Regions from separate parts of the Homo sapiens genome. Here region 2 is linked to region 1. A link is an interaction called in ENCODE POLR2A ChIA-PET data of the cell type or tissue named here. Cell type or tissue: Panc1. All regions are shown on one strand. Each heading gives the region's core, and the rest is flanking DNA. Links, peaks and the distances in the headings are about the cores only.

Region 1 (10,435 bases), core at 2,653-7,652:
AGTAAGATATTGATGCTTACTCCCTCTTAACCAGGGCCTGGAAATCTTGAATCAATAATTTCAAAGACTAAATGAGATAGCCTTTGCTTTATTATGTGTTTTTCTATTTCACTATCCATATACCTTGCTATTTTCTTTTTGCAATAATCGGCAATTAGCTTTCTGTTATGCTCTATTTAGAACGGGGGATGCATTTCCATTGATCGTCTACTTGAATATTGTATACTTACTCTGTGTTTGATGGAACCTATGTTTTTAAAAAATAGGTGGACACAGATTTCAATATTTTCTTGTAGGGAAGCAGGGAACTCGTTTTTGAGGCTTGCATTAGGGGCTAGTAGCAAGTCATAAAAATGTTGACTTTTGACATTCTCTCAGCAAGGCCTCTAACACATTCTAAGTCAGCTTCACTGTGTCACAGTCAGAAATCATAGATACGTGATTCCTGCCTCAGCTCTATTAAACAAGATGATATATTTAAAAACACATGGTCTCTGGTGGATGATCAATACATTGACTCTCTTGCTCTTTTTTTTTTTTCATTTCCCATTCATTTCCCTAAGGCATGCCTAAAGAATATGACCCAGCCGAAACTCAGTCAGTAGAAGTGGAAGAAAAATAATGATGTGTGTGTGTGTGTATGTGTGTGTGTGTGTATGTGTGTGTGTGTAATGTTTCTCTCTTCTGTGCGAGAGAAGAGAGAACATTACATAAACTATAACACTCCCAAGTTCCTTCTGGTTGGGAAGTTTTAAAGTCAAATTCGATCTAGATTGAGTTTTAAGGGAGTCTTTCAATGCTAAAATATAACAAAGCATTTATGAAAGCTTATCTACATACAAATGGTTTATACCTTCAAAGGATATTTTGTTCTTTCTAACATTCAACAATCCTGACCATTTCAATAGGCCATATGCAGAAAGTATAATCCTCCTTTCCCTACTTTATTATTTCTGATAGTGATAACACAGACCAAAGGATCATCAAAATTGGGCCCTGGATTTTTTATATTCTTCAAAGGGAGATATCAAGATAAAGTATACACTTTTAAAATCAGCTTATCACTGACAAGTCACTCTTTAGACTACTAAAGTTGCAAGAACTTCCACAAACATCATTTACTGTTTATAGAAAAAATTTAATTGTTATGGTAAGAAGACAATAATAATGTAAGACTATTCAGAATTGTTGACAGGCATAATTTACAAGACATTATGCAGTACTTTGCAACTCCATCACCTCTCAATCATTTGAGTTCCGATTGTCCACCCTGTGTATGGTTGAAATCTTTTGCGACTGCTTGTCCTATTAGACCCAGAGGTCCTTTCTCCAGACTCTCTAGGGCATTGTTTCTCAAACTGGTTTTATGCAGAGTACTAGCCTTCAGGATGGTGGAAGAGACATAGATCAGAGTGATTGAAACCATATTGGTTATGGGCATTAGCTTTAGATGGATCAATGACAAGGTATGCAATGGACCCAGGATACCGATTAATCCAGTTCCATGAACACGATGTCAAAAACATTTGTGAAGTAGACTTCAATGCAGATATTGTCCTAGCTCTGGCATTTCCACCTCCCTGATTTTTAAATAAGGTACCCTCTCTGATCCTTAGTTTCATTATTTATAAATAAGCATGATAAAACAGTCCCTGTCTTGCTAGTTGTTGTGAGAATAAGATAATGTATGCCAATTTTTTGTTTATGTATTTGTTTACTTGTTTATTGTCTGTCTTCCCTCTACCTCACCCTCAAGGTAAAAATCAGGAATTTTACCTTTTTCATGGAGGTATCTCCAGTGCCAGGAACAATGTGGTGTACATAGCAGAGTTTAACAAATATTTTTAAAATACATAAATAAAAAAACTAGTACATGAAATGTTCTTAGCATGATGCCTGGCAAATAGTATGTGCTCAATAAATATTAACATAAAAAACAACCTACTTCTGTGAGATGTTTCTCAAATAAAGGATTTTGTGCAGTTATATATTAAGAAGACTGAGATATCCTTCAGGGAAGAAATTGGTATAACTTATTTTTAGCTCCATATACCCATGTTATTTGGCCACAAAACCCCTTCTTCCCAGGTATACCTGTTAATTAACATTCTGTAACATTAGTGTACCATTGAACATATTTTGGGAAATAATGAATTAGCCTAATGTCCCTATTTTAGAGGTAAGATGCCCAGATATTAAATGGTTTGCTTAAGTCAAGTAACCAGCAGCAGAAATTCCAAAACTAGAGGCAAAGCTCCCATTTCCCGAGCCTGTGTCTTTACCCAGCCAGGTGAGGAGTGGTGTGTGGGCAGTGACATTGTATGTCAGCATTAGAAGGTAATTTAAATCTCACCTGCATTTTTCAGCATTGAGGCCTGTATCAGACACTACTGCTGACCCACCTCATATCCTTTTTTTGGTTAATGGGGGCCTCTTTGACACCTGAGCGTAATATACCTGCTGGCCAGCCTTCAGGAATGTGCAACCTGGAAGTAGAAGGGTCTTAACACCCTACAGGGCAACCCTTGGCCAAAAGAGGATGAAAGTTAATGGGTAAATGTTTTCTCCTCTTCTGCAGGCAGATAACTCTGAGACGCACTCTGTGTCCTTTGAGAGTCCTGGTAGGATCAATCCCAGTTGCCCACATCATTGACATAGGCCACAACTGAGCAACGTGGCAGTATAGGCAAACTTTCCAAATTCCCAGCTTTTCTCCTTTCCAGTCATTCTGCCTTTTCCCAGGTGTGTTACTCTTTCGCTTACTATTGAAAACAGCTGTGTCATCTCTTGTGCGCCCATTAAGCAGGTGCCATGTTTCACACCAAAGGTGGCTGCGATTCGGCAGGCGGGGGTGTAAAATAGGAAATAACGTCTAAATATAAATCGGACTAGAATGGAGGAGGCTTCTAACAGATGAGAGGTGCTACGACGCTCAGTGCTCTGTTGATTTTTTTCTCGTGAGTTTTCAAGGATTTGGCGAAGGCATGAGTATAATGTGTTTACAAACATACTCTGTGTTTATGATGCCTGGTTTTTCTGTTATGCTGAATAAAAACAGGGAGCTACTCTTGGTTTGGGAAAACAGTGCAAGCTGAGGTAGTTTCCACAATGTTTCAGCAACTCATTGAGTAACCTACCAGAGCCCCAGAGCTTTGAGCTGTAAGCCTGTTTTACTGCTCTCAGCCCCCAAGGCAAGAAAGGGAGGCAGTGTAGCTTTATTAGTTAAACTGCGGAAACAAATAGACCCCCAAATTCCAGTTTATTTCTAGCTCATGTGATAATATAATCCAGGTGCTCTTGTTCAGCAGTTTTCTTCTGTTGTGACTCAGAGACCTGGACTTTTCCACAATGTGCTTCTGTTGTTCCCTGGAGCCTTGTGGTCTCGGCATTGAGCTGGCAAAAGAGGAAGTTGTGAAGCAAGCATTTTCAGCCCACAGGTGACACTCAAAACCAAAATGCATATCCCACTGGCAAAAACTAGTCACATGGCTCCCCCTGGAAGCAAGGAGGGTTGGGAAATGTAGTGACCAGCTAGGTAGAGACTTCCCAGCAACAACTGTGTTCTGTGGAAGGTGAAGCACCACTGTAGGGGAGCATCTAGCCATCTCTGCCAGGTACATTTGTCAGGAATGCCAGTTCTAGAGCCTGGTGGACCTGGATTCAGACCCCAGTATGCCATTGACTAGCCCTGTGAATGTGGGCACATTATTTCACTTCTCTGACCCCCTCTCCTCATATGCAAAATGATGATAATGGAAGAATCTGTCTCGCAATGTTGTCATGGGGTTTAAATGAGATCGTGTACATACGACTCTTGTCACAGTACCTGGCACATAATGAGCGCTCAGTAAATGGTAGCTGTTTATTATTATTATTAGAGATGAGGTCTCACTCTGTCACCCAGGCTGGAGTGCAATGGGGTAATCATAGCTCACTGCACCCATGAACTCCTGGGCTCAAGTGATCCTCCTGCCTCAGTCTCCTAAGAAGCTGGGACTATAGACACACACCACCACATCTGGCTAATTTTTTTAAAAAATTTTTTGTAGAGAAGGGGGTCTTGCTATGTTGCCCAGACTGGTCTTGAACTCTTGGCTTCAAGTGATGCTCCCGCCTTGGCCTCCCAAAGTGCTAGGATTATAGGCATGAGACACTGTGCTTGGTCTGTTTTCATTATTAACTATGAAGCAATGCTGCTATCTCACTCGGTGAGATGTGTCAGTTTCCTTCGGTTTGCAAGAGACTACACAAGTTATCTCAGTTAATTTGAATTTGGTTTTTTTAGAGACACAGAAAATAAGAGCAGGAAAAAAAAATCTAAGCAGCCAAACAGCCAGCTTATTGGCATCAGAACACTGCATAGGTGACATGAAGGGCTCTAATTGTGGGACAATAGTCCTGGAAGCTCAGGAGCACCTGTCCAGAGGACATTGGCTGCCCCACCCACAGGACTCAGCTCTTCTCTGGCTCAGCATCTTTCTTTCCTGCTGCTTCTGACTGGCCTCTCTGCTTTTCTCAGCATCTCCAGGTTTCTTCTCATTCACAGCTTCTATGAGCTTTTTGTGCATCTTGGCTTCTTTGCCATTGTGTTTTCTGCGAGTCTCTGTTGATGTCTTATGCTCAGACACTGTGAAAGGATTTGTTAGACAGACCTTATACAATAAAGGGCACCTGTCGTTGGTCAGAACCCAGAGCCAGTCCACCCAGGATATCAATGGTTACTTTTCTTCCGGGTGTAAATCTGACTCAACAAGCTGTGACTACCATAGTGGGGATATAGCATACAAACATCATGACGTGGTGTAAGAAAATGCTTCAGTGCCTCCTTGTTGAGAAAGGAACAGTGCTTAGAGCCGACACTCACAATATGAATAACAAGGTAAATCATTAAACATTTCACTGGTGAAAATCTTCAAATTTATTATCTGCCTTCAATTTGCCATGGATTTGCTTGGTTTCCTAAATCTTCTTAGGATGAATGCTTAAAAGTGAAGTATATACCTTCTTACCCCATCTGAAAAAAGAAAAAAAAATGAAGTATGCAAGTCACTGTCACTTAACTGGTATCCCTGGCTAAAGTTTGTCTGCATTGGGCTGGACACGGTGGCTCATGCCTGTAATCCCAGCACTTTGAGAGGCTGAGGCGGGCAGATCATGAGGTCAGGAGTTCAAGACCAGCCTGACCAATACGGTGATGAAACTCCCTCTCTACTAAAAATACAAAAAATTAGCCGGGCATGATGGTGAGTGCCTGTAATCCCAGCTACTTGGGAGGCTGAGGCAGGAGAATCACTTGAACCCGGGAGGTGGAAGTTGCAGTGAGCCCAGATCGCGCCACTGCACTCCAGCCTGGGCTACAGAGCGATACTCTGTCTCAAAAAAAAAAGAAAAAAAGTTTGTCTGCATCTACCCAACTTCCACACTTCTACCAGAGTTCTTATCCCCATGTAAGTCTGGTTATTTTACTTTCTTACTTAAAACTCTGAATTGGTTCCTTTCTAGGTATAATATAAAGCCCTGACTTCTGAGCCTGCTGCCCTTACTCATTTTCTACCCTTCTGTGCACTACCCTTCCACCAATGTCCCACCACACTGAATTTTCTCCATTCTCTTTCACACTTTTGTGATCACACATATGCTGTTCTCTGGTTGGAATGCTATTCCCTACCCCATCACCCCTTGGTAAATGCCCATCTATCCTTTAACACCCAACTCAATCGACACCTTCTCTCAGAAGCTTTCCCTGATCTGCCAGTCTCCGCCTCCCCCTCCCCCGACACACCCCTATGGCTGGATGAAATCACGTGTCCCTTCACCAGATCCCCATACCCCATAAACAGACCCCATTGGTGGTGTTGATTATTTTATATCCTGGTTATCCAAGTGTCCGTCTCCCAGGCACAACTGTGAGCCTCAAAGGCAGAGAACATGACTTATTCGTCCTTTACACTGCCAGGGCTCAAGAGCACATCCGTCTTCTTTAGCCCCCAATACCTGGATGTTAAATTTTATTGGAATTCAAAACCCTGCTGCCACAGAGGGATCTGGAATATGAAAACAAAATCCACTCATTCTCCTGTGTGTGTTTCCTATGCAGGATCTTTACTTCTGAAGAATCATTTTATGGTCAACCACACTTAATCTATTCTACAGAGTACGAAAGAGAAACTAGTCTACATTTTCCATAAAGTAACATGGCAAGAGGTCCCATTCCTAGGTCTAGGAGAAGCGTTTGATTTGCTATAAACCAGGTGATTTTCAAATGTCCTCTCTTATGATTTTTCTCTTCATGTAAGTGTCATCATCCAGGGAGCAATGACGTTGTGAAGATGCATTAATTGGAGACGTGGGCTGGAATGTTTGAAGCCACATTTCTCCACATACACACAGAGTCTCTTCAGGCTTTTGAAAATCAACTTCTTATTCTTGGGCCTCTTTTCTCCAGAGGGACTCTCCCAATTTGGACTCTTTCAGAGAAGCTGGCATTTGGAAATGTGTGCGGAGCTGGGATGGTTGTCACAATGATGGTTGTCGCAATTATTTAGTGGGTGGGAGCCAGGGATGCTCATACCATACAATGCATGGGACCATCATACAGATCAAATGTTGTCCCACCCAGTGGGAACAGCCCTCTAGGTGAGAACTATTGAGTTAAGGGATATGTTTAAAGTCCAAATGGAAGCTCCTGTCTCAGTTTTAAGGACTTCTGACTCAAATAAATTCATAGTTATTTCTTCTATGTCGAAAGTGTGTGCTTATATCAAATTCACTGGAAACCACAGACTTTTAAAAGAATCAACAGGAAAAAGCATTTAGCATGCCATCTTGCTAGTGAAAAAAAGACAGAACAGTGGAATAAAATGGCCCTTTCTTTGAAATGCATTTAATTTAATAAAACACGAAATTAAAGGTAGGATAGTCTCGTCCCTATTGCAAAATAACCTGCAGAGTGAAAACTGAGACATGCACAATTTCATTAACCTTCCATTCATAATGCATAATGCATGGAAAATGCCATTTTAACATCCAACTGAACAAGGCTATTTCCATGCCTTGAGAGGGTTTCACATATTAGCATTATTTGTCAGTGAGGATACAGGAAACAGTATGAAGAAAAAAGGTCCTGGTCACACAAAGCGTTTATCCTTTTCATAGTCTATTTTTTGAATGAAGATATTTTTCTTATTATATAGTGTTTTATCTCTTTGTTAAACATTCTTAGCAGCATACAGAAAAGCATGTCAGTAAAATTTGGAAATTTTGTTAAATCCTGACTCAGAGTGTGTAGCATCATTGAACGTTAGAACTTCAGAACTTCAAAGGTCCTGGAGATCACAAGCTTCAGAGATCATGGAGTCCATAGGATCATGGATTCCTATTTTGTAGATCAGAAAACTGAGGCTCAGGGAAATTAGTGACAGTGGAGGTGATAGCTCACTAGGGCCCGGGAGAGAAAACAGAGCTGGATAGGTTTGCTTTGTGAGTTCTCAGTGTCTTCTCATTGCAAACTGTCTTCAGTGTACCTTTAATTATTTTCTGAATAGACTAACGGCAGTTCAAAACCCTGCTCATTTTATAGCATTCCTTAGCTGTTAGTACTATTATAATGACCAAAAAAGAGAAAGAAAAATTGGGGCAAAAATGAACAACCTTGCAATTTATAAAACTGCAAAACATAACTGTTATAGGAAAGGGGTCCCAATCCAGACCCCAAGAGAGGGTTCTTGGATCTCCCACAAGAAGGAATTCAGGGTAAGTCCACAGTGCAAAGTGAAGGCAAGCTTATTAAGAAAGTAAAGGAATGAAAGAATGGCTACTCCTAGACAGAGAAGTCCTGAGGGCTGCTGGTTGCCCATTTTTAGGACTATTTCTTGAAGATCTGCTAAGCAAGGGGTGGGTTATTCATGCCTCCCCTTTTTGGACCATATAGGGTAACTTCTTGATGTTGCCATGGCATTTGTAAACTGTCATGGCTCTGGTGGGAGTGTAGCAGTGCGGATGACCAGAGGTCACCCTCATTGCCATTTGTGTTTTGGTGGGTTTTGGCTGGCTCCTTTATTGCAACCTATTTTAATGGCAACAAAAGCCAAAATTGACAAATGGGATCTAATTAAACTAAAGAGCTTCTGCACAGCAAAAGAAACTACCATCAGAGTGAACAGGCAACTCACAAAATGGGAGAAAATTTTCGCAACCTACTCATCTGACAAAGGGCTAATATCCAGAATCTACAATGAACTCAAACAAATTTACAAGAAAAAAACAAACAACCCCATCAAAAAGTGGGCGAAGGTATCAACAAGGTCTTTATGACCTGAATTTTGTGCTGACCTCCTATCTCATCCTGTGACTTAGAATGCCTCAACCATTTGGGAATGCAGCCCAGTAGATTTCAGCCTCATTTTACCCACTTCCTGTTTAAGATGGAGTTGCTCTGGTTCACATGCCTCTGACATAACCACCTAACATTTGAAAAGTGTGTCATATTTTATTAAAATATTGTGTTGCATTGAAATACAGTCATTGCGCAAGGATGCAGCATCATTTACTTTCTCCGGCTTTAATGTGTTGGAACAAGCCAAGCACATCCCTTGGTGCCCACCTCTTCCTCCATCCCCCAACATGTCACTTGCAAATGAATTGTACACCTAACATTTGCTTTGTGCAAGGAATTTTAAACCCAGGAAACAATACAGTATGTTTTAGTATATTATAGCAATAGGCTTCAAGTTTAATGAGCTTTGGGTCTAAATGTAGCAATTAGGAAGTCTCTTCAAGCTTATAAAATGAGATTCTACCCAAGTTTATAAGCAGGTACAATAACACTTGGAATGTAACTGTGTCAGGTATCTGAGAGGCTTTTTTCGAGCATATGTAGAACAAATTGCCTACGTAATACTCCTCCTTCCTTCCCAGTGTTTTGTTCCACAAACACTGACACTGGAACAAAATGTCCCTATCTGACAGGTATTGCAACATTTTGGTAATTAGCTTAAAATACAGCTGATTTGTCCTCCTGCTGCCTTCCCCTATGGCAACCAGTATCTGAAAGCTTGTTTTAAAGCCATTCAACAAGCACAAAGAACCATACCTGTTGCATCTGATTTCCTCCCCATTAAATCAGGATGAAGAATTTAGTAAAAACTGCTTATGCACAGATACTCCAGTGACTGCATGGAAGATAAGACTGTGAGGCTGCTGGCATTTTCACCACTTCTAGCTGGTTGTCAGTGGCATCTTGGCTTTTCTCTCAATGGCAGTGAGCCAAATAGCCCAGTGACCTCGGCCTTTCACCTAAGGGTCCTTAGTGTACCAGACCTTTCCCCTGTAACAAAGCCCATTGCTACTTTTGTAACCATGGTGGACGCTATCGGTTGGCTATTCAACTGACCTTCACAGCCCCCATCTTCCTTAAGGTTGAAATAGGCAGTTACTTGTATTCTCTCAGCCTCCCTTGCTGCCAGGCAGTCATGTGACACAGGTCTAAACAATGACACATAAGGTAAGGTGTATTGAGGTGCTTCTGGGAAACCTCTTCTTCCTTAATGGAGAAGTGGTTTGACACCGTAAGGGCTCTGGAGCTGAACTGCCAGAGTTTAAGTCCCAGTTCTATCACTTCTTGCCTGTGTCATACTGAGAAAGTTAATTCTGCTTTTTATGCTTTGTTTTTTTTAATCGGCTGTAGAATTAAAACCTACAAAGTGCTCAGGATAGCACCTGACATAAAGTAAATGCCGAGAAAATGTTAGTTACTATTATAGTTAATAAAAAAAAAAAAAGGCATGTGATGAGCATTCTGCTTCCTGCTTTTGGAAACGGCTTTGTGAGGTTAGGATGCCTGGAGTTATGGCAACCATTTTGTGACCAAAAGGGGACCTGGGACTGCCTAGCTCAAGATTTTCTTAAGTAAACGAACTATAGATATAGTGGATTTTCTGTTACTAGCTGCAGGACAATCCCATCTAATATATATATATATATATATATATGTATATATATATGTATATATGTATACACACACACATATAAAAATTATATAGAAGCAGGAAGCAGAATGCTCATCACATGCCTTCTTTCATATATATATGTATATATACACACATATATACATATATACACACATATACATATATACACACATATATACATATATACACATATATACATATATATACACATATATACGTATATATACACATATATACATATATACATATATATACATATATACACACATATATATACATATATATGAAAAATATATATATAATATATATTTTTTTGTGAGACAAGGTCTCACTCTGTCACCCAAGATAGGGTATGGTGGCATGCTCACAGCTCACTGCAGTCTCCACCTCCTGGGCTCAGGTGATCCTCCACCTCAGCCTCCCAAGTAGCTGGGACTACAGTGTGAGCCACCACGCCCAGCTAATTT
Region 2 (10,435 bases), core at 3,652-8,651, 66 kb after region 1:
TGAGTGAATATGTTCCTGGGCCCTGTTTCCAAGATTTCCACAGAACTCAGGGGCAAAAAGAGTACGCTTCCTCCAAAAATTGCTATATTGAGGAGGATAATTATGATAAAATGTAAATGTGTACTTTTAAATATGCTACTCTTATCAGGGGAAAAATGATACTGCACATCCAAAGGGAAAGTATGTGAGCTGAATAAAGATTAAAAACAAAACAAAAAAAAAAACACTGAAAGCTTGACATAAGGCCAAGGAAACAAGCTTACTGCTAGTGCAGAGACAGCAAATTCCCTTCGTGCATGTAGGCTCTCTCCCTCCCAAGGCCATGAGGGCACTGCTAATCAAGTCTAGGCTACTCTCTCCCTCCAAACTGAGGCTAACCTTGGACTCCTTGTCAATGCTGTATTTCATGTGGTCACTACCGGGTGGTTGGTGTTGATACACACGATGTAACCTAGTGTTAGCTGTGGCTGAGCCCGGGTGTAAGAAGGACAAGGCCAGTGACAGCTCATCTAAGCACGATGAGGAGGGGACCTGGGAGGAGCCTGCTGGGCTGACTGAGATCATCAGGTTGGCTCCAGCTCTCTATGCAGGTTGTTGGGTATGTTCAGGGCAATTTCAGCCGCACTCAAGGAAGAGCCCTAGGGCTGGATCTGAGATCCAGTCAGAAGAAAAAAAGTCTGGGTTTGAAGATAAGAAGACCTCAATTCCAGCTTTAGCACTTACTAGCTGTGCAGCCTTAGGTGCTTACTTTCACTTTCTGAGCAACTGTAAATCACTTAAATTACAGTTTCTGAGCAACTGTAAATTTGGGATACTATTACTTAAGTGTTGTCCTAAGAATTAACAGTATATGTAAATAACTTAACATATCAAACATAATCAATAGCGTTAAATCTGTCCATCCTAGGCAAAGATGGAGGCTGGTGGTTCTGTTCCTATAAAGTACGCAACACAGGAGACGTCAGTGTAAGAGACAATTCTGGACTCCTGGGTTTCTAGATGTCCAAGTCAAAGCCCTTTCCTCTTCTTGATGTCTCTGCTGTCTCAGCTTCCCGCAGGCTCAGGATGGGGGTAGGGGAAGCGGGTGGAGGCAGAACTCAGCAGGCTGATGGGCCTTCCGACTCCCAAGGCCCTAAATGGAGTCAGAGCCTTGAGAATCGGAAGGCCCAGCCACCAGCTGCGCCCTGCCTTCAGGGCCGCTTTGGGGGTCACTTCAAATGATGCACAATTTGGAGAGAATTACAATCATTTTGTTGGGAGGTGACAACACCATGAGAGTCTGAGGGGGCAGGAAGAATTAAGGACAGCCTGGCAGGAAGCCATACCACGTTGGTGACCCTTGTTACTGGGACTGTTCCAAAAGACATTCTAAGCTGTTTGCTTCATGAATCCTCTTCCCGGCTCAGAAAGCACAAGTGTGTTTCAGAGTCCCTTCCCAACCTTCTCCCCTTCCTCATGAGCTCTGGGAGCACCCCTCTGCTGGGCTCAGCCTCTGGCAGCTTCCTCAGCCAAGCCCTACAGCATGCCAGGAGGTAAGATCCAAAACACAATTGCAACAGCTATAGCAAAGGCTGAGCAAACAGCCTTGAAATGAGGATGAAAAGCTGAACGGGGGGAGCAGGCAGGCGGTCCGGGAATGACACCAGAATGATAAATCATGGCAAGGAGGCCCCAAGTTCTCCAGACCAAAAGCTTAGCTGGGAGTGATGGTGCCCAGGAAATGGTTAGTCTCCCTGAGCACATACTTGAAGAGTGGCTCCTTCTCTTTTAAAGTAAGGTGTCGATGTCAAGGTTGTTAAGACCACAATGAAACACCACTGGAAGAAAGTGTGAAAACAGGACCATGAAACCTTAGAGTAGGCGGTCAAAGGCTGGTATATTTAAAAAAAATAATTCTTCCTCAGCAACCACTGGTACAGTCTGCTGTACCCTGCTAAGCACCTGGACTTCAGGTTCTACTTATGTTACTGCAAGTTCTAAGCCAGCGTCATCACAGCCGAGAGTCTCTTCTCAGCCAGCTTTGATGGTGGGGCGGCTCCCACGTCTGCAGCTGTGGTCCAGAGGATGTCTATGATGAATACAGAAGTTGCCACGACACTGGGCACAGCCATCTGCAGCATCTCTTTCTTCTTGAAGCATCCTTCTTTTGAGCACCAGTATGTACACAAGCAGTTCCAGTACAGACTGGCATGAGGATGCTCTGGTGGGGGACAGCATGCCATGGGAGCACATAATGAGGGCAACTAACCTAGCCCTGGGAGACGATGAAAGATTTCCCAGAGTCGGTGTTTCTTAAAATAAGACTTTGATGAGTTAGTTGGTTAGGGAGTCTAGGGAGAATGAGAGAAGAGTAGCTTAAAAGAACTGAAAGATTTAGTGTGGCTTGATCATTTGGTAGGAATGTCACCTTGGTTTCTCTCTATTTATTTAAAATACCTCTATGCCATAAATAGTTAGTAAATGATAATGTAATTATCTGTCTCTAACGATTTATCTATCCATCCATTCATCTATTCTGTACCTTGTTCCAAAATGGATATAAGCTGACTTAAAGATGCTTAACTAGAAGTCAGTAGAGAAAATGAGTTAAATGGAATAAGGGTTGGAGTGTGGAATGGAGACAGAGGGAGGTGAATTAGCTAAGTGTATGCCACGAAGTGCCGTGTACTTGCTAGGCGTAACCTGGGTAAGTGTGTGAGGATGCATCTTTTGTAAGATCTCTGTAAGTTTTGATTCCTGCCTGCCTATGATGTTTGAGATCATGTTGCTTACAAATGGAGGGTGGGGAGGAAGAGGGAGGAGAGAGGAATGGATTGGATGCTCACTCACAGTACACTCCCGTCCACTGGTTCCACATGCTCTACTGCTATTCATAGTATTTCTTTTTCAACCAAAACGTAGGAATAATCTGACTGCCAAGCTATTGTGGATAAAATGAAGAGGCTGCCTATGTACAAATCAGTATTCCCTTCTGTTACTGAGAGCCAAGGGGCTAAGGCCTATCCCAGCTGGGTTTTCACATGTGCAGATTAGCAGGGCAGTTTGTTCCTTGAATAGAAAGAAGACAAGATTTATACATCACCCATTCCTCAGAGCATGGAGTCAGTCTGGATGTACTGGTGTTTTATTATGCTGCTTCTGGATTATTTATTTAATATTGTTCCATTAAATTTTAAAGAACACAAGTGGTTTTACAAATAAAACATGAAATGCCAGGGTACAAAAATGGATGGTTAATTTAAAAAAAAAATATTTTTAAGTTTCTGAAGGAACTGAAGTATGATGCCTGTGTGTTTATGCAGGAGAACAGATAATATTTTGTGACTAAAGATCCTTCTAGTCACATTGAGACCTGTGAATACAGAGGCATGGTGCTGCCTAGCAAACTGAGCTCTACCCTAATTTGTCTAAAAACCACAACCTTCCATTCCCGTGCAGAGTAAATGGCTAGACTTCAGCATCTTATGCTAAGTATTCAGGGCACACACATCAAACTTGTCTTTGTTTTCCATGGGGATGGCAAAAGGCTGTGAAACACACTCAAGGGCCCACAACTCTATTGACTGGTTTGGAAACAGGAAGGCCCTGGCTGTGATATTCAACCACATTAAATGACCAGCATTATCCAGAGCCCTGCAACATGAGTTAATTGTGCTTGCCGGGCTTTGAGGCTGAGAACACTGGAGAAAGGCTGTGCGTAATTAGGAGCTGGCCTCATGAAAAGGGCTTCGCTCACACCACATGCCCAGTTTTTGTCCTCAGAGGAGGGTGCCAATCTGAGAAAGGGTGAGCCCCTAGGGATATCCATTTATAAAGAATTTTGAAGATGTGTGACTATCTTGTTACAGTGAATTTGGGGTGGGGAAAAGATTCCTAGTCAGAATTTAGGCCATGCCACTTGCAGGTGATAGACTCATAGAATTCTGCTGGTGACCACCGTGCACAGTGAGATACAGGCTCCTATGCTGAGGGATTGAGATGTGTTTTTCTAATAAATTCTTCCCAGTCCAATGTGAATTGTTTCCAGGTACTTAAATGACTCAACGACTTAATATTTCATTTTAAACCATGCTCTGCACAGGAAACAAGGTTGACATTATTAGGATTTTCAGATTTAACATGTGCCTCATCCAGGTTATTTTCAAACCCTGAGGTGGCATTACAGAAATATTTCTTATAAATGCTAAATAACTCACATTGTTCTTTAGAAAGGCAGAATCAGTCTTTTCAATGGCTTGAAAAAGCCTTGAAATGAGGAGAGTATGGAGAATTTTAGCACTCTTCAGACATAAATATAATCCCTCTGAATGGGGAGCCTCCCGCCCATTTTGTCAGCTTTCATTTGCCAGACCGGAAGTTCCCTTAATTCCTGGGACCCTTTAGCTTGTAATTTTTTCAATAGCCAAATATATTCCCTTTTATGAGGATCCCAATAATCTCAACAAGCTAACAAGCTTTCAGTCCCTCTCTAATCTTGATGTGGTTGTGATCTCCAAGCAGACTCTATTATCTATCATTCAGTTCCACCAATCCGGCTGTGGATTCCTATGCTCAGAGCTCTGAGCAGGCGTAGGTATGCCAAGACCAGCTGTTGTGGCTTAACCATGAGCAAATTCAGGACTAAGCATGTGAAAGGTCCATCTGATTCAATATTCTTGCCTGACAGACAGTAATCTCATCTCTACTTGAAATCCTCACTCTTTGATAAGCGAGTCTGCAACAGCTGGACATCACTAATTACCATACAGGTCTCCCACCCCTCACCCAGTGGCTCTCCTTCTGTCATCTCATATTCCTCACATATCCCTGGTGCAGCTCTCTCCATGATCATCATAACTAGTTGTTTAGATATATTTTTTCTCTGCTGAACTCCTGAAGGCAGGAGCCCTGTCTTATTCATCTTTGTATCTCCATTGTCCCCGATAAATGCTGAAAAGAAATGAGCAATTCTTCTTTCTACTTTAGCACTAATCCACCTCACTCTATCAGTCGGCCAAATCAATCTACTTAACTATTCCATAATTCGATATACATTTCTCCGACTTGTCTGTAAACATATCATAAAAGATTCTGTCCAATAGCCTCCTTAAACCCAAATGTATCCCCCTGATCTTTGGGTTTAATATTTAATATGGCTTGGATGTGTGTCCCCTCCAAATCTCATATTGAAATGTGACCTCAGTGTTGGAGGTGGGGCCTAGTGGGAGGTGTTTGGGTCATGGGGGCAGATCCCTCATGAATGGCTTGGTGTCTTCCACTCAGTAAACAGTCTCACTCTACAACTTCACATGCCATCCAGTTGTTTAAAAGAGTAAGCTAAAAACACAAAAAATTAGTCAGGCATGGTGGCACGTGCCTGTAGTCTCAGCTACTTGGGAGGCTGAGGCAGAAGAATTGCTTGAACCAGGGAGGCAGAGGTTGCAGTGAGCCAAGATTGCGCCACTGCACTCCAGCCTGGGTGACAGAGCGAGACTCTGTCTCAAAAAAAAAAAAAAAAAGAGTAAGTGGCTGGGCGCAGTGGCTCACGCCTGTAATCCCAGCACTTTGGGAGGCCAAGGTGGGCAGATCACTTGAGGTCAGGAGTTCAAGACCAGCCTGGCCAACATGGTGAAAGCCCCTCTCTACTAAAAATACAAAAATTAGCTGGGCATGGTGGCATGATGGCACGACTGTAGTCCCAGCTACTCAGGAGGCTGAGGCAGGAGAATCGCTTGAACCCAAGAGGTGGAGGGTGCAGTGAGTTGACATCATGCCACTGCACTCCAGCCTGGGTGACAAAGTGAGACTCCATCTCAGAAAAAGAGTATGGCACCTCCCCCCACTCCTTGCTCCCTCTCTCACCATGTGACATGCTCTTCCTCTTCTGCCATGACTGGAAGCTTCCTGAGGCCTCGCCAGAAGCATATGTCAGCATCACACTTCTTGTACAGTTTGCAGAAGCATGAGCCAAAATAAACCTCTTTTCTTTATAAATTACCCAACCTCAGGTATTCCTTTATAGCAATGCAAACAACCTAACACCAAATTTCAATGAAAAGTAAAAATGAAGTTAATTTGTGATCATTTATTTTTGGTGAATGCATATTAGAACATAATAATCATGTCTCCCCTTTTCACATATTTTAACAAACTGTTTGATAATCTGTTCCAGAAATTTGCTGGTAGCTAATGTGAAGATTATCAGCCTGTAATTTCCAGAATCTACCTTTGAAATGTGAGGTAACAATTTTCCTTCTGATCTGTGGATATTGATTCTTCGGCAACTTGTTCAAAGACTGTTAAAAGCAGTTCCTCCGTCATCTCTTTAAATTGTTTTGGTTCTCTGGAAAGTAAATTTATCTGATCTTAGAGACTTGAATGCATTTCAAATGGCTAGCTGCTGTCTATATCTTTGCCCTCAATTGGGGCTTCACTCCACCTCTTCAGGACGTGTCCCCACTGACGAAGGGAAACAAAAGTCAATTCATTCCTGCCCATTGAGACACTGTGACTCTGGGATGTGGTATGTGGTGATTGCTAGAAAGAGAGCTGCTGGAGAATCCTGCCAGGTTTTGGCAGAAGTGGATTTACCGTGAAGCTAAGGAAGTTTAAACTTCAGAATCTTCATGAGTTTTGTATTATTTTTCTTAAAATTGGTCTGCCAGACTGTGTAACCCGGATCTGTCCCTGACTCTTGTGTAAGCTCAAACATTGTAACTCTACAGGAGCAGTTCTTATGGGCATTATGATAACCAGCCTATCAAAGCAAGACATGAAAATCTAGGGGTGCTTCATGGGCTAAACAGGAGGCTTAAAATACCCAGTGCTGATATCAACATTTTACCAGGCATTTAGGAAATCCACTTAACCTCATGAGTCTTTCTTTCTTTTTTTTTTTTTCACCCACAATATGAGGATGATAATCCTTATTTTAGTCTTAGTTGACATTGAATATTGACCCATTATGGGTATATGCCACCTTACAACAACTTGGTAAATAAAAATAAATATCTGTTGACATTACATACACACACATACAATAGAAAAATTAACTTGGCAGAATGACCATTTACTCTATGAAGGAATTAATTTAACTGAGTACAGAATAAACAAAAAAATAAGATTTATAGTCAGGAGAACTGATTTCCACAAGCCAGGAAGCAGCAGCTGGTTGAGCACATTTACTCAATCCCTGTAAGTCTTAGTTTCCTCGTTTGGTAAATAGAGATGACAATATCTCCTCACAAAGACACTATGAAAACTGAGATCCTATATACTACAATGTTTCGTAAATTTTGGAAGTAATTTATAAATGTATGGTGTTACTACTACCCTTTAGTCATTAAAATTATGATTGACTTACAAAAGTTCAATGTACACAAAATTTTCTAAAGCACAAACTATACATATTACTGGCATTCATGCAAGGCAGGAGTTAGAAATTTAGTGAATGACAATGCAAATATCAAATGCTATACAAGTTGGGAGCAGTGGCTCACACCTGTAATCCCAGCACTCTGGGAGGCCACTCTAAGCCAGGAGTTCATGACCAGCCTGGCCAACATGGCAAAACCCTGTTTCTACAAAAAAAAAAGACAAAAATTAGCCGGGCATGATGGCGCATGCCTATAGTCCCAGCTACTCGGGAGGCTGAGACAGAGAATCACTTGAACCTGGGAGGAGGAGGTTGCAGTGAGCCAAGATTGCGCCATGGCACTCCAGCCTGGGTGACAGAGCAAGACTATCTCAAAAAAAAAAAAAAAAAGATATACAGATAAATATCAATTTTAAAAATCAATGAGGCCGGGTGCGGTGGCTCACGCCTATCATCCCAGCACTTTGGGAGGCTGAGGCGGGCGGATCACGAGCTCAGGAGATCGAGACCATCTTGGCTAACACGGTGAAACCCCATCTCTACTAAAAATACAAAAAAATTAGCCAGGCGTGGTGGCGGGTGCCTGTAGTCCCAGCTACTCGGGAAGCTGAGGCAGGAGAATGGTGTGAACCCAGGAGGCAGAGCTTGCAGTGAGCCGAGATCGCGCCACTGTACTCCAGCCTGGGCGACAGGGTGAGACTCTACCTCAAAAAAAAAAAAAAAAAAAAAAAAAAAAAAAAAAAAATCAATGAAATATCCTTTTTATAAAGCAAATCTCTCCAGTCCAGACCACACTTCTCTTGTTTTGCAGAGTAGAAATGTTAGTGATGTTGGGAGTTACACTGGGAGTCCAGGATCATAGATTTGTTATCTGACCTTGTCAAAAGATAAACATTCCTGGCCGGGCGCGGTGGCTCACACCTATAATCCCAGCACTTTGGGAGGCCAAGGTGGGTGGATCACCTGAGGTCAGGAGTTCAAGACCAGCCTGGCCAACATAGCAAAACCCCATCTCTACTAAAAATACAAAAATTGGCTGGGCATGGTGGTGAAAAACTGTAATCCCAGCTACTCAGGAGGCTGAGGTGGAAGAATCACTTGAACCTTGCGGGGGGAGGCTACAGTGAGCCGAGATTCTGCCACTGCGCTCCATTCTGGGCAACAGAACAAGATGCCGTTTCAAAAATAAAAAATAAAAAGAAAATAGACATTCCTTCAGTCCCTTTTTTAATGTGCCTCAAAGTCTGGGATATTTTGTTGGTACTACCCCAGACCAGAAAACATCTCTCTAGATTCTCACCGAAGTGCTTATGCCTGAAATTCTGTCTCCTTTTGTTTGCCCCATAATCTTACAAGCTTGCAATTTAAGGATGTCCCTCCATTCAGAAAAACAACCTTGGAGTTGTCAGTTGCCCTTGAGATGCTTAATCTCCTTTGTGACAGAAGGAATTTTGCACCTGTTCCCTTTCAGAAGTTGCCAGAAGATTTGAGAAGCCTTCAAGCCTCTTAGAGTTTTCCAAGCACCTAGCTTGCAGGATTAATCTGTTGAGTTGGAAGGCTATTGCTTGACTTTTCTTAGCTCAGTTTAACAGCAATTTAAACATAGATTCCTCTCCTTACAATCTGTTGTTCTACAAGGAAGGCCTCATTTCACAAAGTCCCATGCATAGTGGAGCTTCTGGGCTCAGTAGAGACAACTGCATTCATTATCGCCAGCCCTGACTTCCAGTTCAGAGAGGAATCCTGTTTCAGTTCATTATCTCTCTGAGTTCCGGCTTCATCAGTCTCCATTAGGAAGTACCTTGCCTTTCCGCCAAGGGGCACCGAAGGTGAGTGGCCCAATTCCCTACCACAGGTGCTGGCTGCCAGCAGCCTCCTCCCTGCTAATCACTTCCCTCTCCACCACCCTGTCTTCTGGAGGCCAAAACCCCATCTTCCTCTTTAGGGAGAATATGTCTTTTCCTCAGAAATCACCCTGACATGCTGGGCCTGAACAGCAGACTCTTTCCGTACCTCCCCATTCCCTTTCATTCAGTGGGCCCCAACCATTTGGCACCAGGGACTGTAAGACAGATTTTCCACAGACAGGGAGTGGGGGCAGTGGGGAGTGGGGAATGGTTTGGGGATAAAACTGTTCCACCTCAGATCATCAGGCATTAGATTCTCATAAGAAGGACGAAACCCAGTTCCCTCACATGCTCAGCTCACAATAGGGTTCGTGCTCCTATGAGAGTCTAATGCCACCGCTGATCTGACAGGAGGCAAAGCTCAGGCAGGAATGCTCACTCATCTGCCACTCACCTCCTGCTGTGCAGCCCAGTTCCAGACAGGCCATGGAACTGGTCCCATGGCCTTGGGCTTGGGGACCCCTGCTTTCATTCATTTGCATATTTTAAAATTCCTGCCATTGAATGTTACCTCACCAGGTCTCTTGTTGCCTCACATAAAACCCTGGTTTCCAAAATGATCCAGACTTGGTGTTTGAGCATCCTCTCTCAGCATCTCTTCCTGATTATTCAACCCATGTCTTTCAAAGAAGAAAAAACAAGGAAATAAAGAAATTAAGACCAATTGTGGACAGAGAGGAAACAATGGAAGAGTAAAAGAAAAACCAAGATGTGGGGTGAGAATCTTAGGACACCGTGAGGGGGTGGGCACTGGACGCTGAATCAGGAACTGTTCCAAGCAGGGCAGAGACTATCAGCTCATGGACCAGAGACATGTTTCTAATTGGCATGAAAATTAGGCTCATCAATCCTTGATTTTATGTAACAATCGAGAAAGTGGAACTAAAATATGCTCATGTTTGTGGACTGGTGGGGCTTTCTCTCATCTTCACTTTTGTCATTTCTTTCCCTCCTCTCAGTTTTCTAAAACAAATTAAAAAACAGACCCTGTTTAGCCAAAACACGTCAAAGATTTGCCAGGAGAAACAGGACACACACATGAGTAGTAGAAAGGCATGTTTGTTTTGTAGATTCTCCAGTCTAAGAATCTAAACACTCCCTCGGCCTTGCACAGGAGAGACTTTATGTCATCCCTTACTGGGTGGCGTCAAGAACCAGAATCTTTTTTTTTTTT

The links. Peaks named below come from ENCODE experiments on the same cell type or tissue, not always from the same donor. Only the 100,000 strongest peaks of a DNase experiment are listed, where the experiment ranks them.
Region 2: POLR2A ChIA-PET joins it to region 1 with 8 read pairs; 6 of 35 experiments call an interaction of 5 or more read pairs at or near these places.

What each region holds. Positions count from the first base shown.
Region 1 is chr14:32,021,789-32,032,223 of GRCh38, reverse strand. No RefSeq gene overlaps it. Among named protein-coding and RNA genes, the nearest start is that of ARHGAP5-AS1, 50 kb to the left of the region's middle. In Panc1, for the core only: no CTCF peak of the experiment used is centred there; a DNase peak (open chromatin) is centred at 4,813.
Region 2 is chr14:31,956,293-31,966,727 of GRCh38, reverse strand. It overlaps the pseudogene ZFAND2AP2. Among named protein-coding and RNA genes, the nearest start is that of LINC02313, 17 kb to the right of the region's middle. In Panc1, for the core only: no CTCF peak of the experiment used is centred there; no DNase peak of the experiment used is centred there.